2 separate regions of the Homo sapiens genome follow, and region 2 is linked to region 1. A link is a contact called in ENCODE Hi-C or POLR2A ChIA-PET data. All regions are on one chromosome and are shown on one strand. Each heading gives the region's core, a stretch centred on a gene start or an enhancer-like site at or near the end of the contact. The rest is flanking DNA. Distances are from core to core; before and after follow the strand shown. Region 1 overlaps WDR20 (WD repeat domain 20). Region 2 has its middle 79 kb from the start of MOK.

Evidence for each region. Hi-C counts contacts between places; a loop is a spot of excess contacts on that map. ChIA-PET counts read pairs that join two places held with the same protein, here RNA polymerase II (POLR2A). Pooled maps may share reads with other maps.
Region 2: a loop to region 1 is called in a pooled map, with 2.5 times the contacts of the local background. The contact joins two enhancer-like sites. A Hi-C loop is called at or near these places in 1 of 168 maps with a recorded cell type or tissue (DLD1) and 6 of 50 pooled maps. POLR2A ChIA-PET finds 5 or more read pairs at or near these places in 6 of 52 experiments (GM12878, H1, OCI-LY7 and 3 more).

What each region holds. Positions count from the first base shown.
Region 1 is chr14:102,179,481-102,184,946 of GRCh38, forward strand. All of the region lies in intron 1 of WDR20 (WD repeat domain 20), which reads left to right. Among named protein-coding and RNA genes, the nearest start is that of WDR20, 42 kb to the left of the region's middle. RefSeq lists enhancers at 4,862-5,363, 5,364-5,466. Within about 2 kb of position 2,916, at least 2 of the 41 ENCODE cell types and tissues checked have a DNase peak (open chromatin) inside an H3K27ac peak, as active enhancers do.
Region 2 is chr14:102,223,780-102,228,785 of GRCh38, forward strand. It overlaps a transcript of WDR20 not described here and a transcript of MOK not described here. Among named protein-coding and RNA genes, the nearest start is that of MOK, 79 kb to the right of the region's middle. Within about 2 kb of position 3,757, at least 2 of the 41 ENCODE cell types and tissues checked have a DNase peak (open chromatin) inside an H3K27ac peak, as active enhancers do.

The sequences.
Region 1 (5,466 bases), core at 1,666-4,165:
CTATGTTGCCCAGGCTGGTCTTGAACTCCTGGCCCCAAGCAGTCCTCCCATCTCAGCCTCCCAAAGTGCTAAGATTACAAACATGAGCCACCACACCCTGTCTGTATTTATAACTTAAAAAAATTATGCTACATCAAGTACAGTAAAATCTTAACTGATTGGAAAGAGTAATTTTACTGGTTTAACTTTGCCCTTCCTCACCCCCTTCATTTTCAAATCCCTCCCCTCATATTTGTACATACATTTTCCAACAGGTGGCTAAATATTAACTTTTATTTTTTAAATGCTTTGTAAGGAATCAAATACTTATTTCCACGCTAACTCACTGTAGTTCTTGGTTTGAGTGCATTTAAAAAATGTAAATTGATACTATTAATAATGATAACAGTTACGTCGGGACGGTGGCTCACGCCTGTAATCCCAGCACTTTATGAGGCCGAGGCAGGCGGATCACTTGAGGTCAGGAGTTCAAGACCAGCCTGACCAACATGGTGAAACCCTGTCTCTACTAAAAATACAAAAATTAACCAGGCGTGGTGGCAGGCGCTTGTAATCCCAGCTAGTTGGGAGGCTGAGGCAGGAGAATCACTTGAACCCAGGAGATGGAGGTTTCAGTCAGCTGAGACTGCACTCCAGCCTGGGCGACATAGCAAGACTGTCTCAAAAACAAAACAATAATAATAATAACAGCCAGTACTTACATAGCACTTACTTTGTTCCAGGTATGATTCTGATCACTTTACATATTTTAACTCCTTTAATCCTCGAACGCTGCCTGTAGCAGGGTCACTGTTGTATTAACCCCATTTTCCCATTTTGTGGAAGTGGTGGTATATAAAAGCAAATAGCTTGTTCAAGCTCACAAGACAGAACCTGAAGGCATCTTGGCTCCAGAGTCTCTGCTCTTAACCACTCTTTAGAGTGTCTTGCACGTTTTCAACCAGAGCTTTCTCTATATAACATATCACTTTACACTTTTAAAATAGCATACTATTTATTGCAACTCCTGGGTTCAAGGGATTCTCCTGACTTAGCCTCCGGAGTAGCTGGGATTACTGCTTGGGGTGAAGAATTCTGTAAGAATTTTGTGAGAGCAGGGCAAGTACTCAGGCTTGCTGTGGGCAACAAGAAAAGTGGGGACGTTGTGTTATTTTGGGTCTCTTCATATTTAAAGACAAATCTAGTTGTAGTACTCTACACGGAGGAGAGATCAGATCTTGCTGTGTCACTTTAGAGATTCTCTTTTGGTTTGTAGTCACAGCTGCTGTCTATGAGACCTGCTGCTATTTGGAGCTTTACCCTTTGTCGTAACCATGTGAGGGGCTGGCCTGCATTTCTTAGCTTTCCATATCTTTGTACCCTAGTTTAAAATTGCTGCCTGTTTCCGCCATCCTTGTATTTGCATACAGAATTTTGCATACATCCTTGCTGACTAGAGTTTTTTTGGTGAGTATTTGGCTGCATGGCAAAGGGATGATTTTCCTGAAGGTGGCCAAAAGCTTTGGAAAGAGCTGTGGATGTGGTCTTTGTCATTAGTTCATCAGGACACATTCAGCTTGAAAGCTTTGAATTATCAAGAGGCAAGCAACTCATGTCTTCCAGTACAGTTGCTGTCTCCTGAAGAAGGCTGGCAGCATTCAGAACATAACTTATGAACTTTAACCAGATGAGTGTCATTTGGTTTATCCTAAATTTAATGAGTTTGGGTAAGTCTTCTGTAGTTCATGGCACTGTGTTATAAATAATAGAATAATTTCAGGTTCTGTCTGGTAGTTACTGTCTGATGTAGAAGCAAGAAGACCACAGGTGAGAGGAGAAGGAGACTGAGAAATGAGGGCTTTGGGTTAGATTACCTTAGTGCTCTTCCTAGTTTCCTGGGCATGGTGTACTTACAGTGAATGAGATCAGAGCTCCGAGTTGAGCTGCTGTGTTAATTGGTTGTATGATTTTAGGCAGTTAACTTCTTTGGTCTGAGTTGCAGCATCTTGAGAACAAGTGTGACTTTTTTTTTTTAATGACCATTCACCTGAGGTGACTTTTTAAAGTGCCACTCCAGCTTTATCTATTATCTGATCCCCTGATGTAAGACTTAGATTACATAAGATTTTTCCATATTATAAATATATTACAGAATTATTCACACTGGGAAATGAGTTGCTTCTGTAGTCTACTTCTTTGGGAATAGCTTTATATTTAACTTTTAAGCTAGTAGTTGCAAAATTTTAATTCTATATATTACGTCATATGAGACTGCAGTGCATTATACGAGATCATGAGTGGTAAGCTTAGCATAGAGCATAGCCATAGCATATGTGGAATTGTTGACAAGCGTTAAGTTTTGGATTATGGTTGATTTTAGCCTTCAGTGTGGAGCTTCCTATTCAGTTCTAAGTGGGTTGGCCTGCTAACCTACATTTTAAATACAGCACTGTCCCTTATTGAGACTACAAATACACCTCCTTTCCCTTTCAGTGTAATATTTTTATTTCAGGTTTCAAGATTTTAACTTCTAAATGCTAAAAATATTACTGAATACTTGAAAACAAATTTCACTGTGTAACCCTTTTAGCTGTTTCTTCTGGATTAAGGGTAGTGTAGGATTCAGTTTTCCTAGAATCTTTAGAAGACTGTAAAATTGGTGATAAATTCTCAGTTCAGTTCTTATGAAAAAGATATGGATTCATATTATAAATATATATTAGAGAAAAAATAGGGAGCTAAACTTGGAACAGATTGGATTTCCCAAAGAGGACTCTGGGGAAAGCTATCTTTATTTGCCACTGTAGCAAATTAAGAGCACACAGTGAACTGTTCTAACACTGAATGCCATTTGAAGAGTAAAACAAAAGAACTAGCCATGGCTTCCTCATCTGTTGCCTGAATGGTTGGCTTCTTTAAATAATTTTCCTGGCCTCTCTCCTCTCATTGAGTGATGTCACTGATGCCACAGAAAGATGAGTAATAGACTCCTGTGGTCTTAATTGGTGTGAAACTTTATGATTTGGCCTGTTTGGAATATATTATCATCTGTTGATGATATATCATTCCCATTCATGCATTTGCTCAGTGTTACAGTAAGCTTCCTTTTATTGTGAATTTTACTGTTCATCAAGTCACAGATTTTTCTGTGACCCTAATACCAAGCAATGACATGCTTTTAAACTACTAGAATAATTTTGAAATAGTTTTAGTAGTTTTTTTGGTTATTTTTTTCTATTAAAAAATTATATATAATATATGATTATTGACAAAAAGGCAAAAAATATTATCTAAATATTACCCCCTCTTTTAATGGTAGACACTTTTAATATTTTGGTGAATATCTTTTCAAACTGTTTTCTTTGCAAATATGTACATGTAAATAAATATATGGCCCAAACAGAATTAGACTTTTTTTATTCCATAAAATACATATATATACAGGTGGTGCATACCTGTAATATACAGGTGGTACATACCTGTAATCTCAGCTACTTGGGAGGCTGAGGCAGGGTAATCACATGAACCCAGGAGGTGGAGGTTGCAGGGAGCCGAGATTGCGCTACTGCACTCCAGCCTGGGCAACAGAGCTCTCCGTCTCAGAGAGAGAGAAAAAAAAAGAAAGTTGTGCCATGAACATTTTTTTTAGGTTATTTGAGGATATTCGACATATATGACAAATGACTAACAGCACAAGTGCCAAGTGAGTAGTTGCAGTGATGAACTAATGCTGTTGAACTTCCGATGAAGGCGAGATCAAAGCTTTTCCTCACACTAGTATTTGGAAGATCAGCTCTCTGTTACCCAAATTGATTTGAGGCTGTATTCTTCAGCTCACGCCTGGTTGGATCAGAGATTATTTGAATTACAGAAGCCAAGTCAAGCATTTTGGCCACTTGTTTTAGTAGCTGATCTCCATTAATGTTTAAGATATGTTTAATGTTCTCTCACTCTAGCTCTTTTGCTTCCTGTTTGAAACACAGCAGTGTACTATGTCCAAAATGCTGTCATATGATATACAATTACTGCTACACGTGTTGTTTATTGAAATTTTAGACATTACAGATTCAGTAGCTTGTTCTAGCTGACGCTGGGTGATTGAAAAGGGAGAAACAGCTAGATATGGTTAAAGGTGAAGTTGTAAGCATTATGAACCTTGGGCAGATCACCACCTCTTCCTGGGCCTCAGTTTCTCTGTAGGATGAGGAAATGGAAGTTTGTAGGCCCTCTGCACAACTGGGGACTTAGGGCCGTTTTCACTTAGGATGGGAACTCTTCTACCGATTGTTGCTTATGTTACTCAGCAACTTGAATTGGAAATTTAAAATCATTTATGTGCTCTGCTGAATATAATGAGCCCATGGATGGCCCAAAGGTTAGAACAACAACAGTGTAGTAGTTAGGCAGCACACAGGAATTACTCTCTGCTCTACAATGCTCTGTAATTTACCAGTGTTGTCTCAACACTTTCAGAAAGGCATAGAATTCTATCTTTAAAAAACATTTTTTTCTAAGAATTTGAAATCATCTTTTGCAGAAATGAATGCATCTTGCCTTTTCGTCAGTGTGAGATACTGGTATTCCCTTTAGAATGGGAATACGTATTCCTATACATATTTAACAGAAGGGTTCAATAAAAATAGGTCATTTGAATATGTCAGCATTTTAATGTGATGAGATCTGGTGTTAGTATGTGTGCAAATTGAATTTATCTTGATGTTTATTCATAGCTTTTCTTTAATGAAGAAATCAGTATTTCATTAGCCTAAGGAAGCCTCACAACAGCCATTTGTGGTGACTTGCCTTGCGATAGGAGATCTAACCTTCCGTGGAGTACAGCATCAGAGAATGAAGAGCTGGTAAAGATGTTGCAGTGTAGCTGTTTTTTAAGTTCATCTTTAAGAAGCTACTCTGAAGGAAGAGAAGTAGATTGTAATAGCTAGCAGTTTCTAAATGACAGGCTGCCTTAGGAAAAAGTGACATGTGAGAACAACAGAAGCTTGTTATTTCAGCAGATGCTTGACTGAGGGTGCTAGGCCAGGGAAGATGCTGCCACAGAATGTCCGCCCTCTGCTTGTTCCTGCTTTCCCCTGGTGGCCACCCTCTCCCCACCCGATGCAGAGCTCCAAAGGAGGGGCTTTTGCTGGCCCCTGGGAGAAGCCATCTGATGAGCAGCAAGCAATTCCAGAGATTGTCACTGTGAAATTTTTACTTAACGCATGTTACGCACTTTGTGACTGTGTGTCTCTTCTCATTTTGGGATGACATGAAGGTGATGTTCCACACGTCTTACATCTTGCTATTTGCTGACGTTTGACTTATTGTCTTGCCTGCCTCCCCTCTGTCTAATTCTCTGTGCCGCCTCTCAAAGCCTTGCTGCGGCTAAACGCAGCCCCTTGAACGTGGTTGGCCGGGGCTCATTCCAGGTCAGAGCCCATCAGAAGCGCGCTAGAGACAATGCACCAACGGTTGGTCTTTAGTGAAGGG
Region 2 (5,006 bases), core at 2,507-5,006, 45 kb after region 1:
CCCCTCACCAGTCACACTTGAGATGGGCTGTTCAAGAATATGGCTCAGGAGGGCGTGGGCTCTGTGGTCGCCTCACAGCCTCAGCTGTCTGTGGCCACTGTGGGCAGCTGCACGTCTGCACAGGGCTTCAGGATCACGTTTCCATACAACTCCGAGTCCTCCTTTCGTCATTGAAAGCCTGTGACCACACATAACACAGTTTCTACAGTGAGTATGAACATGGGACATGAACTAGCTAATCACACTGTTTACCTGAGATTTTTTTTTTTTTTTTTTTTTTGAGATGGAGTCTCCCTCTGTTGTCCAGGCTGGAGTGCAGTGGCGCAATCTCGGCTCACTGCAAGCTCCGCCTCCCGGGTTCACGCCATTCTCCCGCCTCAGCCTCCCGAGTAGCTGGGACTACAGGCGCCCGCCACCACGCCCGGCTAATTTTTGTATTTTTAGTAGAGATGGGGTTTCACCATGTTAGCCAGGATGGTCTCGATCTCCTGACCTCGTGATCCGCCTGCCTTGGCCTCCCAAAGTGCTGGGATTACAGGCGTGAGCCACTGCGCCCGGCCTTACCTGAGATTTTTCTTACTTGGTTGAAACCAGCTCGTGAGCATCTGAGTTTAGGGCATCCCACACCTGCTCAGCGAGTTACTGGAATCCCAACAGAATGTGCAGCTACCAAGCAGAAGAATGTTTATTTATTTTTTTAAAAAATCATATACAACTGGATCCTTCGAAAGCTTTATTTTGTGAGACTTTAAACCATGAAGTGTCTGAAACCTATTTCTCTAATTCATCACATTAAATTGGGGGCATGTCTTTACTTTCAGGCTTTTGAGGGGAGGTATGCTACATTTTCACCATTTGTATGAATGCAGCCACGGAAAACTTCACATCAGCTCAGCCCTCGGTTTAGTTTTCTTCGGAGGAGACATTAGTTACAGCTTGAGTTCTCAGCCTGCCCCACTCGAAGGCGCCAGCAGGGACTCTGGATCACGGGGCCATGAACTATGGAGTGAGTCTTCTAGAAAGAGAAATAATAAAAGACACTAAGACTTGCTGTTCTAAATGAAAGAATCAGAATGGATGAATTAGACACATGCAGAGTGACCTCTGTATTAAAATAAGATATTAGCATGTTTTAGGTACTTTGGTATTTCTGTCATCTTAAAGTGTTGATTGCTAGGTGCTGTCAGTTATACAGGAAGCCAAACCCAGGAGGGCCCAAAACAGCTACAGTGAACTGCGGGTGTATTTGGAAGGCAGAAGGAACTACTTTTGAAAATAAATCTAGAATTATTTTCTGTTTAAGACAGAGTCTTACCTGTCATCCAGGCTGGAATGAAGTGGTGCGATCATAGCTCATTGTAGCCCCAACCTCCTGGGTTCAAGTGATCCTCCCATCTCAGCCTCCCGAGTAGCTGGAATCACACGTGTGTGCCACCATACCTGGGTAATTTTTTGATATTTTGTAGAGATGGGGTCTCCTTATGTTGCCTAGGCTGGTCTCAAACTCCTGGGCTCAAGCGATCCTCCTGCCTCAGCCTCCCAAGATGCTAGGATTACAGGTGTGAGCCACCGCACCCGGCCAAGTCTAGAATTCTTAATCCAGCCATCTTCCTGGTCATCTCCTTATTCTGTCTCCTGTTTGTTGGAAGTGGCAGGTGAAAGTTTAATACCAGGACAATAATTGTGTAAAGATTTGAGCAGTTTGGTCAGATGATCCAGCCGTGTCCAAAACTTTTGTTGGCCCCGAGATGGCATCACTCGAGATGGTTAGTCCTAGCTCTGCCTCAGCCCAGTCTGTCACCCTTCGCTGGTTCTGGAATGCAGTTTGCATTTGGCCATCACTGTACTAACGCTGTCAGATACGCCCCAGTTTACTCTAGATGCATGTGTGTCAGGAATAAGTCTTTATTTTTATGGTGCTGTTCCTAAGACTGCTCTGTAGCCAAGTGGGCCAACATGACTTCCAAAATCTAACTGCCTCGTAACTGTTCCCACCACTGTCACCATGGACTCAAGCATTCAGCAGGCCCTGGGCAGATGGTAGCGAGGCAGCGTCAAGGCTGGTCATGCCCTCACTCAGGTGCCCTGGAAAGACTAGCTTCCCTGGTACGATTTGGGTTTGCTCTTCTCACTTGTTGCCTTGCACTTTCTTACACTTCTGGCGTTGGAGAATGCACGGGGATTAGGCCCAGAAGAAGCCAGGAAGAGGTCGGCCGTGCCAGGGGTGGGTCTAGCTGGACTCTAGCTGCCTTGTGGCAGGCTGGCTGCACCGCAGGTGTGGGGACAGCAGAGCAGATGGGAGGTCACGGTCGCACTGCTGCCGCCTGTCACACGAAGACGTGCACGTCTGAGTGCCAGATGGAAATGGCTGATGGAGATGGCTGCTTACTGCTTCTCCCTGCAAGGCCTGCCCCCGCCAGTGTGGGGTGTGACTGGGCTCCCCTGTGCTTCTGCCCGGTGTCTTCTTTAAGGTCAGGAGGGTGAGGTGGGTGGATGAGGGTAGGCTCACACAAGAAGGGTGACACTGCGGCCGGGCAGCATGCAGGTGCTCAGCAGAGGGTTGAGGGATGAACGTGTTTGAATGGGGAGGAGGACGGCTGAGGCCTCATCCTCGCTTCCGTTCTGGGTTCTGTGGGGATAATTCAAGCGCTTCAATTGCATTGCACAGAAGAATGGAAATAATCCGGCCAGCCAGGGTTCACGAGCTTTCCAGTTTGGGGTGGCAGAGGCCCCGCCGGGGCCCCGGCAGCAGGGCAAGGTGGCCTCCTATGGGCTGAGCCAGCCTGGCCCCTCTGCCCTCAGCCCTGGCCCCCATCACAGGGCCCAGACGGACACAGGGAACCACACGCAGCTGAAGCGGCCTGGGGACCCTGACGCCTCCTGCCAAGAGCAGGCAGGTGCAAGGGCCAAGTGCAGGGCGGGAAGTCCAAGGGTGGCTGGCAGGATTTCCCTTTTCTCCAAATCTGTAGGAAATCATCACCCTCGGAATCTCCACCCTTGGACTTGGGAAGCTGATGTGGGAACCCTGCTGTGCGCCACAAACCCCGCCGCTCCTCCATGGAGGGGGCCTGTGGAGCTGGGCTCTGGTCCCCTGCTCACCTCCAGCCTGGAGGCCCAGCTGCCCTGGGCCCTGGCGTGCCGGGCTCGACACTGCTTCAGAGCGTTTACGCCCGAGTCTAACTAAACCAGGAGGGCCTCAAGTGGTGGACCTTGGGATGGTCCTCCTCTTGCTTTAGGGACTGTTTCTTGCCTCCAGAGGGCCCCCAGCCCCGCTGCCCCCACCACGAGGAGTGTGACAGTCAGGACAGGGCAGCTGGTGTCCTGGGCACCGGCATCTGCAGACCACATTTGCTTTCTCAAAAAAGCCTGCAGAAGAACTGTAAAGACTTTCCCTTCATATTTTATAGACATAAAGAGAGTAACACGTTTCCCAAGTACACACTCAATCCGTTAACATGCCTGACCCTGAAGCCAGGCCGGGGGACAGGGCATGGCCCTCCTAGCCACCACTCCCCTACCCACAGGTCCCTCTCTTGTGACCTGCGCGCCGCCCCCCCTACAGCCATCTCCCCAGCCTTCTGTCCCCCAGCCCTCCCTGCTGCTGGGCTCTGCCCACGGCCTTGACGTCCGACTCCCCTGGGACTCCCAGGCCCTCTGTAGAGGCAGAACGGCACCACCCCCCTGCTCAGACACCTCCCCTACAGCAAGGGCAGCCCTCAAGGCTGCACCAGGGTCTCAAATGGGTTTAAAAGGAGCCCGGGGAAAGGCCTGCACTGCACCCTGCTCTGGAACATTATGGCAAGCCTCCCTTCCGGTCTGAAAATTACGGCAAGCCTCACTTCCGGTCTGAACATTACGGCAAGCCTCACTTCCGGACTGGAATCTGCCCTTCTTCTTGGGTTCCTTTGCCCCCATGTGGTGCAGAGTGGGCACCTGTGCCCACGGACTCGCTGCCCCACGCTCCCCGCCCTTGCCTCCTCCTCCAGCCTGCCCTCCCTCCGCGTGGCCCGCGGTCCATCTCCTGCGGCCCCGCTGTCGTGTCAGGTGGCCTGGGGCTGGGGCCAGGACCACTGGAGAGCACGTGAAGGAAGGGTGTCACAGATTTGTCTCAACAGGGGAGCAAGGAGGCTTAAACACTACTAGCCTGGGAAATTTAGCCTTTTTCAAAAATATCTCTTTAAGTTTGGGAAGATGACAAAAAAGAAAGAAGACCCAATTACTAAGTTACTTTCCCAGATAAACAAGAGGACTTACTAGGACTTTTCTTGTGCCCAGCAGCCCGGCCAGTGCCACGGTTTCTTTGCAATGTTCCCATTCCCATCCCCATGGGGAAACAGGTTTCTCTTTCTAGGACACAAGGTGCCCAACTTATTGTTGGCACTCAGCAAACAGCTCAAAGCACCCACTGACAGGCCAGGGGCAGGGCTCCATACTCCCCAGAGACAGCTGAGCACCAGGAGCTAAAATGACAACGTGGTCACCTTGAAGCCTATGCTCAGAAGAGACCCTTCAGGCCTGCCCTGTGCCCCGCACCACCTCGCCAGGCTGGTCACTGAGGAGCACACAGGGCTCCGAGGACACGCCTGTGTGTGTTCCTTTCTGAATGGTTCTTCAAATGAAAATTAAGCCACACCAGGCCAGGCGCGGTGGCTCATGCCTGTAATCCCAGCACTTTGGGAGGCCGAGGCGGGAGGATCACCTGAAGTCGGGAGTTTTGAGACCAGCCTGACCAACATGGAGAAACCCCGTCTCTACTAAAAATACAAAAAAATCAGCCGGGCGTGGTGGTGCATGCACGTAATCCCAGCTACTTAGAGGCTGAGGCGGGAGAATCCCTTGAACCCGGGAGGTGGAGGTTGCAGTGAGCCAAGATTGCGCCATTGCACTCCAACCTGGGCAATGAACGAAACTCCGTCTCAAAAAAAAAAAAAAAAAAAAATTAAGCCACACCAAAGTCTTCCCAACAAAATCAATTCCCCTCGTGTGCCCACAAAAGCTAAAATAAA